Regions from separate parts of the Homo sapiens genome. Here all the other regions are linked to region 2. A link is a contact called in ENCODE Hi-C or POLR2A ChIA-PET data. All regions are on one chromosome and are shown on one strand. The core of a region is the stretch at or near the end of the contact, and the rest is flanking DNA. Distances in the headings are between cores, read along the strand shown. Region 1 holds the start of MTERF1 (mitochondrial transcription termination factor 1). Region 2 holds the start of SDHAF3 (succinate dehydrogenase complex assembly factor 3). Region 3 holds the start of GTPBP10 (GTP binding protein 10). Region 4 holds the start of AKAP9 (A-kinase anchoring protein 9).

What was found. A loop is a pair of places that touch in the nucleus more often than their neighbours do. ChIA-PET counts read pairs that join two places held with the same protein, here RNA polymerase II (POLR2A). Pooled maps may share reads with other maps.
Region 1: a loop to region 2 is called in a map of CD8-positive, alpha-beta T cell, with 32 times the contacts of the local background. The contact joins the promoter of MTERF1 here to the promoter of SDHAF3 in region 2. A Hi-C loop is called at or near these places in 2 of 168 maps with a recorded cell type or tissue (B cell and CD8-positive, alpha-beta T cell) and 8 of 50 pooled maps.
Region 3: a loop to region 2 is called in a map of CD8-positive, alpha-beta T cell, with 17 times the contacts of the local background. The contact joins the promoter of GTPBP10 here to the promoter of SDHAF3 in region 2. A Hi-C loop is called at or near these places in 3 of 168 maps with a recorded cell type or tissue (CD8-positive, alpha-beta T cell and naive thymus-derived CD4-positive, alpha-beta T cell) and 8 of 50 pooled maps.
Region 4: a map of CD8-positive, alpha-beta T cell shows a loop between it and region 2 (12-fold over the local background). The contact joins the promoter of AKAP9 here to the promoter of SDHAF3 in region 2. A Hi-C loop is called at or near these places in 3 of 168 maps with a recorded cell type or tissue (CD4-positive, alpha-beta T cell, CD8-positive, alpha-beta T cell and naive thymus-derived CD4-positive, alpha-beta T cell) and 7 of 50 pooled maps. POLR2A ChIA-PET finds 5 or more read pairs at or near these places in 1 of 52 experiments (GM12878).

Annotation. Positions count from the first base shown.
Region 1 is chr7:91,879,279-91,882,141 of GRCh38, forward strand. MTERF1 (mitochondrial transcription termination factor 1) reads right to left here and starts at 1,424. Exons shown (of 3, transcript NM_006980.5): 1 at 1,379-1,424; 2 at 777-835. The coding sequence starts at 805. It overlaps LOC112267986 (a long non-coding RNA gene), which reads left to right and starts at 1,524. Exons shown (of 2, transcript XR_002956514.2): 1 at 1,524-1,586.
Region 2 is chr7:97,115,808-97,119,073 of GRCh38, forward strand. SDHAF3 (succinate dehydrogenase complex assembly factor 3) reads left to right here and starts at 1,891. Exons shown (of 2, transcript NM_020186.3): 1 at 1,891-2,090. The coding sequence starts at 1,917. RefSeq lists enhancers at 1,549-1,628, 1,979-2,068.
Region 3 is chr7:90,345,379-90,348,479 of GRCh38, forward strand. It overlaps GTPBP10 (GTP binding protein 10), which reads left to right and starts at 1,338. Exons shown (of 10, transcript NM_033107.4): 1 at 1,338-1,396. The coding sequence starts at 1,364. The region is part of intron 1 of LOC107986715 (a long non-coding RNA gene); the gene reads right to left. RefSeq lists enhancers at 804-943, 1,154-1,583.
Region 4 is chr7:91,939,438-91,942,438 of GRCh38, forward strand. AKAP9 (A-kinase anchoring protein 9) reads left to right here and starts at 1,425. Exons shown (of 50, transcript NM_005751.5): 1 at 1,425-1,710. The coding sequence starts at 1,663. LOC124901698 (a long non-coding RNA gene) reads right to left here and starts at 1,414. Exons shown (of 2, transcript XR_007060431.1): 1 at 1,227-1,414; 2 at 413-1,127. RefSeq lists enhancers at 966-1,527, 1,566-1,715 and a silencer at 1,256-1,365.

The DNA of each region.
Region 1 (2,863 bases), core at 174-2,673, 5.2 Mb before region 2:
TACTATAAAGGTGCCAAAAATAAAGGCCGATCTACTGCAATCAAAAGATGTCAGATATTCTACATGACAAACTGCTTAACAGTATGGATAATGCCATGTATATTAAAGGCGGGGAGGGGGACGTTAATATATACAGAGGGGGAAAGTGGAATGACACTTATTTCTGAAAGATTATTAGAGGCTATGTACTACTTCTGAAATACTGGGACTTTATTTAATGAATATGTGTTACTTTGCAGTCAGATGAAAAAATTTAAACAAGTAAAACTGGCCTTTGGTGTGAAAAACAATGGAAAATACAAATTATCTTTATCTATTTTTCGGTTTCTAGTACCAAAAAAGTCACACTTCAAAATTCTCCATGATGCTTTACTCTTAGCAACGGATCTCCATTCAAAATACTCATAATATCTAGTAGGGTAAATGAACATCTAAATAGCCTAATACAAGAAAGTTAGCAACTTTCCTCACGTACAAATTTCAAAAATGGTACCTATTCAAAAATTGACTTCGATCTATTTCTCAAATTGACTTTTTAATTAACCAAAACCATTATCCAAAGGGCTAATGTTCAAACTTAACAAACACTGAAAATTTCTATGCTTGTAGTATGAGGGGTCTAAAAAAAGATTTACGTTCGCCTCTGCCCCACAACTGGCCTGTTAAAAAGGCTGTTAATGGAAATAACTAATCACTGGCCCTAAAATACCACATTCCAGCTGGTCTTCTTTTGATACAGCAAGCTAAGTTTGGAGATCTTTACATGCATTTCTCACCTTGTTTGTCCTAAGGAAAGGCTCTGCATCCCTCCAGAAAGGCTGGAGAACAGCTATCTCTGGAAATGACACACACACACAAAAAAAAGGCAAAATATTTCAGGCCTTCCTAATACAAAATAAGAGATCGATCCCAGCTAACGTTCTCGTTGCATTATGTTCTCGTGAGATGCATTACCTCTTGCAAACAACATTTCTCAGACATACAGAAAAGAAAACGGCAAGTACATGCCTACATATGATGGGAAAAGGTAGCGGAATCACGAATACGTTTTGTACCAAAGCTAAGTGCTTCATATATATTGTCTCGCTTTACTCCCCACAACAATTTAAAAGGTAGGCATAAGCCTTAAAATTACAAAATCTGAAACAGCGCCGAGCTCCCATACTAGCCTGCCTTCGCTAGCTGAAGCATTAGGGTTCGAACCCAGGTGGGTCTTTCTTAACTCAAAACCAAGGTAATTCCACACCGAAGGCTCTTTCCATCCCTCTTCCTCCTCCAAAGACAAATCTGCAAAGGGCTGCACTGTACAGCAGTCACCCACACCCACTTCTTAACAAAAAGAAAGGAAAGCACAGCCTCACCACCTTCCCAATCTCACCCTGAACTGCACCCATCCACTGTAGTTCGCTTTTACTTCCGCCTCTGGGGTCCGGAGCGGCTAGGAGGAGCGGAAGTGGAAAAGACTAACTTCCGGCCTCGGGTCGCGCGCAGAGGTGATGTCGTTGGTCCTGCGCCCCCTCGTGGCGGTACTTCAGCCCTTCGCAGCCCGACGCTAGGGGCCTGGCAGGGGGCAGCAAGAGACCGCGGTGAGCGCGGGGTATTGAACGCCAAAGAAGGGGTTTGGAGGGTGGGGTGGGGCCTGGGACTCCCAGTCGCCTGGGCAGATGTCCGTGGGGAACTGTAAGGCATCTTATAGGGATCCTACAGGGGGCATCCACTGCCGGCCGACGACACGTGGTGGAAAAGTAGCTATTATTTACATGCGTGTTGCAGTTTTTGATAATGCGATTGCTGCTGCTAATGTGACTAACGCGATGCCGATGAACATCTCGGCGTTTTTTGGTGCAGGATAAGCGGGTGTAGACTCTGTCTGTTTAGTCCCAGATTCTCCTCCTTTAATGAACTACCGTGGAAATCCTGGAGTGTCACTGCTGGTCTGAATTCAGCATCCGCCTTCAGGCTGGAAATCAATTCTAGTATACTTCGATTTCCTTACTTGCAGTTCGAATTCAAATATGATTCTTTTGACATTGTGAGGGTTTGCGCTATTTAAAGAATGGAGGCAACCGAAACCTCATCTCCACAGTGGATGCATTTTTGCTCCCTCCCGAGGCGTTGCCTTAAGCCACGCGGTCCTGTCAGCCTCACCTGCCTAGTGATGGTGACAATGGAAGAGATAAAGCTTCAATTCAAGGCACTTCTCCTGTGACCATCAAAAGAAAGATAATATCTACATTAATGAATTAATTGTGTCTGTCGAGTTATCCTCAGGAGACGATGGTGATTTGGTCCTTAAAAAAACACAGGATCAACAGGATTGACCCTGAATTCTACAAAGAGGAAAAATTTCAGGCATTACTAACTCCTCCATGTACAAGCCTAATGATGTAATTTTCTGGCCGGGCGCGATGGCTCATGCCTGTAATCCCAGCACTTTGGGAGGCCAAGGCGGGAGGATGGCTTGAGGCCAGGAGTTCGAGACCAGCCTGGCCAACATGGTGAAACCCCATCTCTACAAAAAGTACAAACATTAGCCAGGCGTGGTCACAGGTGCCTGTAGTCCCAGCTACTTGGGAGGCTAAGGTGGGAGAATCACCTGAGCCTGGGAGGTTGAGGCTGCAGTGAGCCGTGATTGTGCCACTACACTCTAGCCTGGGTGACACAGTGAACCTTGTCTCAAGAAAGAAAAAGAATTTTCTTTATCCCATTTCTTTCTCCTTTTTCTTTTTTTTTTTTTTTTTTCCTTTAGACGGAGTCTCACTCTGTTGCCAGGCTGGAGTGCAATGGCGCGATCTCGGCTCACTACAACCTCTGCCTCCCGGGTTCAAGCGATTCCCCTGCCTCAGCCTCCCGAGTAGCTGGG
Region 2 (3,266 bases), core at 641-3,140:
ACTAACAAATCACAAAATCCCTGCCCCTATAGAATTTGTACTCTAGTTGGGGGATAATAAATGGAGAATAAGCACATGAGTAAATTATGTAAGTAATATAGAGAGAAACAAAGCAGAGGAGGAGCATAAGAAATTCTTGGTTTGGTGAGGTTGCAACTTCAAGCAGGGTTTCAAATAGGGTTGCCAGGGAGGGTCTCATTAGAAGGGGACCTGAAGTATGCGCTGAGTGAAATAAAAGTGTTAGCCAGGAAGATACATTTGGCAAAGCACTCCAAGTAGACGGGACAGCAAGTGCCAAGGCCTCAGTTGGGAGTGTACCTGGCTTTTTAAAATATGAACTAAGAGCTAGGAGGCCAGTGTGGCTGCAACTGGCTAACTAGGGAGAAAGCAATAGGAGAAAATTTAAACCTTTAAGGGCTAGAGACTGGGCTTTACTCTGATGAAAATCCCTGGAGGCTTTTGTTGAGCAGAGGAGTGAAATGATCCGATTTACAGTTTAGATTGTTAAAAGAAAAACTTTAAACAAGTTAAATCTAATAAAGTTTATTTGCACGAGCGCACGTGCACACACACACACGATTTATGAGGCATTCATCAGGCAGCAGCACTTAACAGGGAGAGGTTCAGAGAGCTCTACCCAGCACTGTGGGCAGGCAGTATTTATAGACAGAAAAAGGAAGTGCCCCACAGAAACAGCTTGATTGCTTACAGTTGGGCTAGTCTTATTTGGGCAGGACATTATGACGTATTTGCCTTATATGCACATAGTCTGATCAGTTGGCAGCCTGTGATTGGCTGAAGCTCAGCTACTTGTCACAAGAATATACTCTCAGTTGCAGTTAATTTACATACTAAGTTAGGTTGCAGTTCCCTACATAGCAACTCAGAGTAGGGAGGAAATTTTAGGCCAAATTTAATTTAAATTATGTTGGAGCATGACCAAAGTTGGTCATGACCAGAAGCTGAACACAGATATGGAAGCTAACACAATATCCAGTGGAGAGAGATTGTGGTAGAGTACATGGGGCGAAATGGTTGATTTCTGCATTTTTGTTGGTGACGCCATCAGGATTTGCTGAAGAACCAAACGTGTGACAGGAAAGGACAACACAAGGAGCTGCCAGCTTTGGAAACCAGTTCTACTCTCAGTATTACCTTCGCAAAAGATAGAGCTTTGTAAATTTCTAGATTCCTCGTTCTTATTATCCTAGACTATTTAACCAGAATCTCCAGGGTCGTGGTCCTGGAAACAATACGTTTAAAACTCTTCCCAAGGATCCTTCAGCAGCCAACTTGACTTTGGCTAAGGAGTCCGCCAGCTCTGGGCTCACTTGGGTTGTTTGCAAGGAAGAGCCCATGCCCAGAGTATAAATTGGGAGAACAGCGCTGTGCAAAGAGCGTGGGTTGGTGAGCTAGTGGATGGCGAGATTAATCTCACTCTGATCCCTAAAGCAGGGTGCAGTAATACTCTAAATGCCTCAAATGGGTTGGGAACCATGGAAGGAATCCCGGAGGAGCCCGATCTTAACGAAGCTTTTCTCAGGCCTTTGGTAGGAGGACAGAAACGAAGTTGAATGAAAAAGACAGTGGAGTGGGACTGAGAAATGACAACGGCCCACCACAGACCTCTCTCTTTCAAGGCCTGTGTCGTCAGGACGCAGGCCAGAAGAAGCCACGACGAGGCGCAGGCGCGACTCCACGAGGGCCACGCCCCTCCTAGAGAAGGACCGACCCGTTTTCCGCCCGCAGCGGAGCTTGGGTTTCCGGGAGGACCTGATTGTGCAAGGGACCAAACCGGATAGAGGTCGCGCGCCCTCTTTCGTCTGCCTTCCGGTTCACTAATACGCAAGTTCGCAGAAGTGCGGGAACGCGCCGTCCCTCTGCGCAGGCGCAGTCGGCGGTCGGCGTGGGGCGCTATGCCGGGGCGGCACGTTTCTCGAGTCCGGGCATTGTACAAGCGCGTCTTGCAGCTGCACCGTGTTCTGCCCCCGGACCTCAAATCCCTGGGCGACCAGTACGTGAAAGACGAATTTAGGAGACATAAGACCGTTGGTTCTGACGAGGCACAGCGTTTCTTGCAAGAATGGGAGGCAAGTGACGCTCCCTTCTCTTTGCCCAAGACCTTTGGGGTTCCTCGGTGTCCAGGTTTCTAGTTCCAGTCCCCCATGCGGGGTTAAACAGAGCAGCAACCTGTTCTGTTTGAAATAGCGTAATGCTGTTCAGGTAACACTTTCCAAAGTTTCTCCCACGGGTTTCTCACTAGAGCAGATCCTGTTACTTCAGCGTCCCCAATTCAGTTCAACTTTTGAGCTCCTGCAGATGCCAGGTGCTCAAAGGGTGAGGGTAGGAGGTCACAAAAATGAGCAAGTCGTCGTTAAGTGCTCAAAAACCTCAGGAGCTTTTTGTCCTTTTAAGTGCCTTTGCACCTAGTAAGCGCCCATTAATAAATTAATGGTTCTCTTATTAGTTTTCAAATTTAAAGGCTTATTTCCGTAATTTATTATTTAATCTCAGCGCTTTTGGTTGGGTTTAAATAATTTTCTCACTTGGCTGATACAGAAATCAGGTAACATGAAAAAGATTACAAAAGGTTGGAGATTACAAACTGTGAAGGAGAAAAATGCTGGTGGCAGTTAAGTCAGGCGAAAGTTGTTTCCTCCGGTCTCAAGTCATTGTTACTTCGCCCTGCACCATTGCGCTAAATATTAAACAGACACATGCATTAGCAATAAGTCGTTTGACTTTTTTTTTTTTTTTTTGAGTAAAGGAAAAAAGATATTCAGAGTATTTCGTGGGGCTCGGGGCCCTGCAGGATTGCCCCTAGTTTTCATTTGCAAATATAAATAAATGAATGGAATTAGAGATTGGAATGACAGCTCAGATATTTGAAAGCATGAGTTGGAGCTGATATGAAAATAGAGGTAAGCGGTTCTTCGGCCTAAATAGTTGAAGGGGAGATGACTGAAGTCGGCTTTGTAAAAAAAAATCAAAAGAATGGTTAGGGTGAACACAAACTTTGCACTGACTTCCAGAATTCTTTTTTGTATAATTATTGAAGCTTTTAAGAGCGACATTTAGAACAATCGGGAAATTTAGAACTTTCTTGAAAATCATGGTGTATTTGATGTAATTCGCTTGCCTGAAGCAGGGAAGTTGAAGCTTTTCAGACACAGAGCACTTTATTTTAATAAGGTAATTTGGTTTTGGAGCCTGAAGAACTGGATTCAGATTCAGTCTCTGACATTTTAAGTGTCAGATCACATAAT
Region 3 (3,101 bases), core at 88-2,587, 6.8 Mb before region 2:
ACTACAGCTTTTCTGATTGGTGGTTGTAAGCAGAAGGTCCAGTAGCAGCAAAGTAATCAAGACGGGGTTTTCACATCATGTCTTTCCAAATAATCACTGTCCTAAGTGAGGAGTAGAAGACACTGTCACATTGAGGTATTAGTCAGTTTTCACAGTGCCATAAAGAACTGCGCAGACTGGGTAATTTATAAAGGAAAGAGGCTTAATTGATTCACAGTTCTACATGGCTGGGGAGGCCTTAGAAAACTTATAATCATGGCAAAAGGGGAAGCGGAAACAAGCACCTTCTTCACATGGCAAGCAGGAGAGAGAAGAAAGAAGGAGGAACTTCCAAACACTTATAAAACCGTCAGCTCTTGTGGGAACTCCCTATCAGGAGAGCGGCAGGAGAGAAACAGCCCTGCATGATCCAATCACTTCCCTACTTCCACAATGGGGATTACAAATGAAGATGAGATTTGGGTGGCGACACAGAGCCATATCGTATCAAAGTATGAAAGGTTTCTAGGATTTATTAGTTTGGGTTGTTAAGAGTTATACGGCTGGCAACGCTGTGCAGGGCCGTTTACTTCAGCTGCATACATTTTTTCGCTGCATGAGGGGTTGGGGAGAGCTACTCTCTTCTGGTCCTGAAAAGTAATCAAGAGAGAGAGGGATTTTTCACATCGTGTCTTAATTCTCACAAAGGCACGCTTCAAATGACGGATAAAAACCCGTCTTCCCGACTCCAAGAAGCTACTTTCTGACAGTTGTAAACAAGCTTCTTTCTCTTACTGCACAGGAGAGTCCTCTTACAGATCTCAGATCCTGACATTATTTTCAATAAAACTTTGTGCGGCCGCTAGTTTTAAATTCATGGTCTCCTGGAAGCTTTGGCTGGAGACTACTCAGCTCGTCACTGAACTAACGGCTTTTGGGGGTTCTTTTTTCCCAGTTGAGTTTCTGTGTCTTTTACACGTTTGGTTTTATGGTCCGTTGGAGGTTTTTTCACGCTGAGGGTGAAGATTCTTAGTTTCCTCAATTAGCATAAAAGCTGCTCCAAGGCTGCTGAGTCTTCAGTTCCATTCCATTCAAAATGTTAATTCCTGAGACACGCAACCTACGCCCTACTGTCCTTTGTCCCACGGCTTCTCGAGATTATCTCTGTGTTTTAATAGATAAAACGCCTTCTCTCCCCACCCGTGGGGTGCAAAGCACAGCGCATGGGGCTGGTGGCGCCCGAGAGCATCACACAACGCATGCGCCAGTCCGCAGGTGTGGGCGGAGGAGAAATCGCGTCGGCGGCAGGGGATGACGTAAAAAGGCCGCGCTGTACTGCGGCTTGTGCCGCTTCCGCAAGAAGGTTTCCTGGCCTGTTGCAGCCATGGTGCATTGCAGTTGCGTGTTGTTCAGAAAGGTCCGTGCGGGTCCCCTCAGCCTGGTCCCCTTAGCGCTGACAGCTCTGGTTCTTCTTTGCTCCCCTGTCTCTCCACTACTGTCTTCGTGGCGGCCTTTTCCTTGCTTGGTTTTCCCATAGACTTCTCCGCCCCTCCTGTAGTGGCGCTTTGTCAGTAAGCGGTGACAGTGGTGTGTGTACCTGGCGTGGTTTGGACGGTTGTTTGGGGGCAGGGGCAGGGTTTGAAGTTCTTTAGAGACATAGTGTGCACGTGGTATGAGGAACTGGGATACCTGCCTGCTGTGGCCCAAATGTTGTGGTGGTTTTTTTTCCTTTAATGTCCACAGCCTGTTTTTATATATTTCTCCTTGAGTGCGCTGTTTAAGGTTTTTCTAATGGATTTTTATGAAGACACGAAAGCGTGTAATTGATGTGCCTTCCTGCAGAACATTTAGGTCGATTTTTGTGTGGTGTCGGTCTTAAGAATCGTTTCCGTAAAAATTTACAACTGCTTTGAATTTTTATTTTTTAAATCTTATCCTATCAGTAATGCTTTTTGAAACGTTGCCTGCGTCATATTTGGCCATTACTTTATTTCTAACGACCAGAGTAAAATACTCCTTTTAAGTAAGGCTCCTAAACCCCTGAATCTGATTAATCTAGAGCAGGAAAAAAGTGTTACATATTTAATGGAACTGTAGAAACTCTCCTCGAGTATATCAGAATGGTCAATATTTCAACTTTCTTGAAAAAAAAATCCCATTTGTTTTTTATAATAGCTATCCTAAATGACTAGAGATGTGGATTATGAATTTAAGAAATTACTCCTTAAGTTATTTTGATTTTAATAGCCTAAGAGGTTAATACGTAAGTCCTTTACCTACAAGAAGTTCTTGATTTAGTGAAGGAAACAGGTAAACACTAAATGCAGCGTGAGATTTATAAAGGTGTAATAATAGAGATATAATCAAATTGCTGGGAGAGCCAGCAAAGTCAGAGAATTGATTAGAGGAATTTGGAAAGACGTTAGAAAATATGACGTTTAGGTGGATTTATGATAGGAAAAACAAATGACATTCTAAGTAGAGGAAAAGCATGAGCAGAATGGCATGTAGAAATGGCGGTATTTCATGTAGTACAGAGCAAAGAGGAAGAGAGGAAGGGTTGAGCAAGTGAAAAGGATACAGGAAGGAACTAGGCATGGTAGGTGAGCCTATTGTTCTTGCTACTTGGGAGGCTGAGGTGGGAGGATCCCTTAAGGCCAGGAGTTCAAGACCAGTCTGGGCAACATAGCAAGACCCCATCTTTAAAACAGTCGGGGTGGTGTGGTGCCTGTAGTCCCAGCCATTTGGGAGGCTGAAGTGGGAGAATTGCTTGAGCCCAGGAGTTTGAGGCTGCAGCAATGATAGTGCTATGATAGTGCCACGGCACTCGAGCCCAGGCACCAGAACCAGACCCTGTTTCAAAAAAAAGAAAATAAAAGATACCAGAAGGGTATTTTAGTAGCTTTGGATATACAGTTGACCCTTCAAGAACATGGGGGTTAGAGATGCCCCCGCCACAGCTGAAAATCTTCATGTAACTTTCAACTCCCCCCACAAAACAACTACTAATAATCTGTTGGCTGGAAGCCTCACTGATAACATAAGCCGTCAGTTGACACATATAAAATATATATATAGTATATACTGTATTCTTAAATTAAGCTAGAGAAAAGAAACAGTTA
Region 4 (3,001 bases), core at 175-2,674, 5.2 Mb before region 2:
AAGTTGGCAGAATGTATGCATTACGGAGCTTAAGAAAAAAATCTTTTTTAAAGCTAAGATTTCTAAATGAGGGCTATTTAAAACTCATCTTCAGTTTGTGGTAGACTTAAGGTCTTTATTATCTCCTTTTTTGTTTTTTAACCTCAATTTTTCACTTAACACCACTTCTACGCTTGAACTCATTTTAGCCTATTTTTTGTTCACAACTGCTAGTTTTTCAGTCCAACCTAGCTCAAAGCAACGGAGAAACATGATAAATCTGAGTAATCAACCAGAGACATTAAAATGTGTAGTTCACTCCAGGAATGGATGTGAGCATTGGAGGGCAGGGAGACGAACACAAAGGACTGAGGGAGCACATGTCGGGGAAACAAGGAAAGATAGTAATGTTAAATTTATAAACACTGCTCAATTCAATCCAAAAAGCGTTTATTGAGTGCAGAGCTCTGTGCTGGTCATTTTAGTAAAGCCAAGATGAGCAAGACTTATGATGAGTCTCTGTCATCAAGGAGCTGGGAGTATGAGCTGAACTAAGACGCACACAAATTATTAAAATATGGTGCAGGGTACTTAAAGGAAGTCCAAGGAGAAATAAAGCTGACATTATTCAGGACGTTTTAATATGTCAGGGCAGTCACATATATTAACAACCCTTCCAAAAATTCCAGGTAGGCTCAGGGAGGATAGGTAACTTGTCATTAACGCTAGAAAGTTAGTGTAGTCTGGCATTGTCCCTAACCGAGGTTCTAAAGCTCAGGCTCCTTTCAGAACACTACTGTTAAAGGGAAGCCCCAAAGAGTCGGGGGAGGGGACTAAGTTTTGACTGGATGTGTCTCGGTTGCCGTGGAGGGAACAAGAGGTCAGAAAAGCCATTTGGAGGCAGCGTGTGCGATGGGACTATAAGGATGAACCGGAGATTGAGTGGGAACCAGTGGAGGGAAGAGGGAGGGACTTTTCAGGCTAAGGAAGTAATAAGAGCAATTAGCTGCTCTCATAATTCTTGAGTCAAGCAGTTAATGTAGGTAGAAAACCTGGCGTCCGCCCCCCCACCACCCCCCACCGGAACTTTTCCGTTGGAGCTTGTAGGTGTTCGCCAATTTCACCATTAGGTGTGTTAGTTTTGTAACCTGAAGGAAAAAAAAAACTCATGTTTTAATAGCAGTGGATTCCTCGGACGGAGGGTGGGGGTCAGGCCAGGAGCCTCTGGCACACTCCGTCTCTCCTACCCCTCAGCTCGGCCGCCACCTGTGAGCCGTTGATGTGCGGGAAGGGCGCTCTCTACGGCGGGATCCTCGCTGGTAGGAGGCAGGTCCCAGGCCTGGCAAGGGTTGACCCCGGAGGGCTGGGCCGGGGCGGCACCCCAGGAGCACCTGCCCACGAGGCGGCTGCGCGGACAGACGTTCCAGCCCCTCCCGCCTCGCCGTGTGTTTACGTGGAGACGAAGATGGCGGCGGCGGCGGCGGTGACGGCGCTTCCCGTGCGGCTGAGGACGATCCGCCAGTGAGCGCGGAGACTGCTTCCACTTCGGGCGGGGGAGCGCCGGACCGAATCGGCTCTCTAGGCCGTGGAGCTTGCCGTCCCACCTCCGTCCAAATCGACCTTTCCTTTCTATCCCCAACCACCCCTCAACCCCTGTTTTCCCCTGCCTTCCTTGCAGAGGCCATGGAGGACGAGGAGAGACAGAAGAAGCTGGAGGCCGGCAAAGCCAAGGTAGGAGAGCCCGAGGCAACCGGGCCTGCGGTGGGAGGCGGTGGCTAGCACGGGGTGGGAGGGGGCCTGGGAAGCGGAGTTCGCCGCAGCCCCAGTGCACTGCCCGAGAGGGAGGTGCTGCAGGGTCTTAGGGTCTGCATCTCTCCTCGCCCTCCTCCTTTCCCCTTTTTCCAGTTGGGGGACAAAGCCTTGTGCTAGCTGATAATACTTCCGCGAGGATTGAATATTGTGGCTCCTTTCTCGTGAATGTCCAAATAAAACTCCCCTTTTACTGTATTGCTGTAAACTAGTGTTTAGTTGCTTCTAAACCTCCGATCTTTCATTTTTTTAAGGAGTTTTCTGGGTGGTGCAGGCATTGTGCTTTCCAGGGTGGGGATTTAGGGCTTTTCTTTATTGGGTTGGGGATTTGTGCGCTGATCATCAGCTTGTCTTCCTTAGGTAGCACGCTGGCACTCTTGGGTGTGTGTGATTGGCCTGTGACAGCTGTCTCAGCAGTGGCTTGTGTGTGCCACAAGTGCCAGCTGTGAACTTGGCTTTAGGGGCGTTTTTAGAAGCGTGTCTTTGTATGTTTGTACTTGAAGGTCTTTGTCATGGCATGCGCTTTTGTGTCCTATGGAATGTTAATGCAGTCTGTGAATGGAACTTCTGAGGACCGAAAGGTTCCATATGCCAACACCTATAGAATTCCTGCTTTAAATAATTTAGTTGTTATATATCTCTCTGGCGAATCCTGGTTGTGTGTGTGTGTGTGTGTGTGTGTGTGTGAACGGTTATGGAAAAGCCTGTAAAGCAAACAATACAATACACAATTATACACAGGCATCGTTCATTGGGCTTCATGAGAAATTTAACATATACAGAATATAAGCTGCGTAGCATATTTCTTTTAAAAATTACATATTTGAGCATATATTTTGTCTGGGCTCAAAAGCCCCCTTCCTCCCTTCAATGAAGTCTTCTTTTATGGATTATATTATTTTTAGAGATAATTGTTAGCAGTCATACTTGGACAAAAATTGTATTACAGGTAACTGTTTTTCCTCTCTTCCTTTCTCTTCTCCTCACATAAACAAAGGAAACCAGGTTAGTGATTTATTATCAATGAAGGGCCATACCGCAGAGATGCAGTGATAGAAGCTCAACACAAGTTTGTTAAATGAATATATATATAAAAACTAGCTTCATATTTCTAAAATATAGTTGACTTTCCTATAAGCTCCCTCTATTTAAGATCAAGGTTTAAATGCTTGTATATAGCCAGGTAAATTTTTACTTTCGAATCTATAAATGG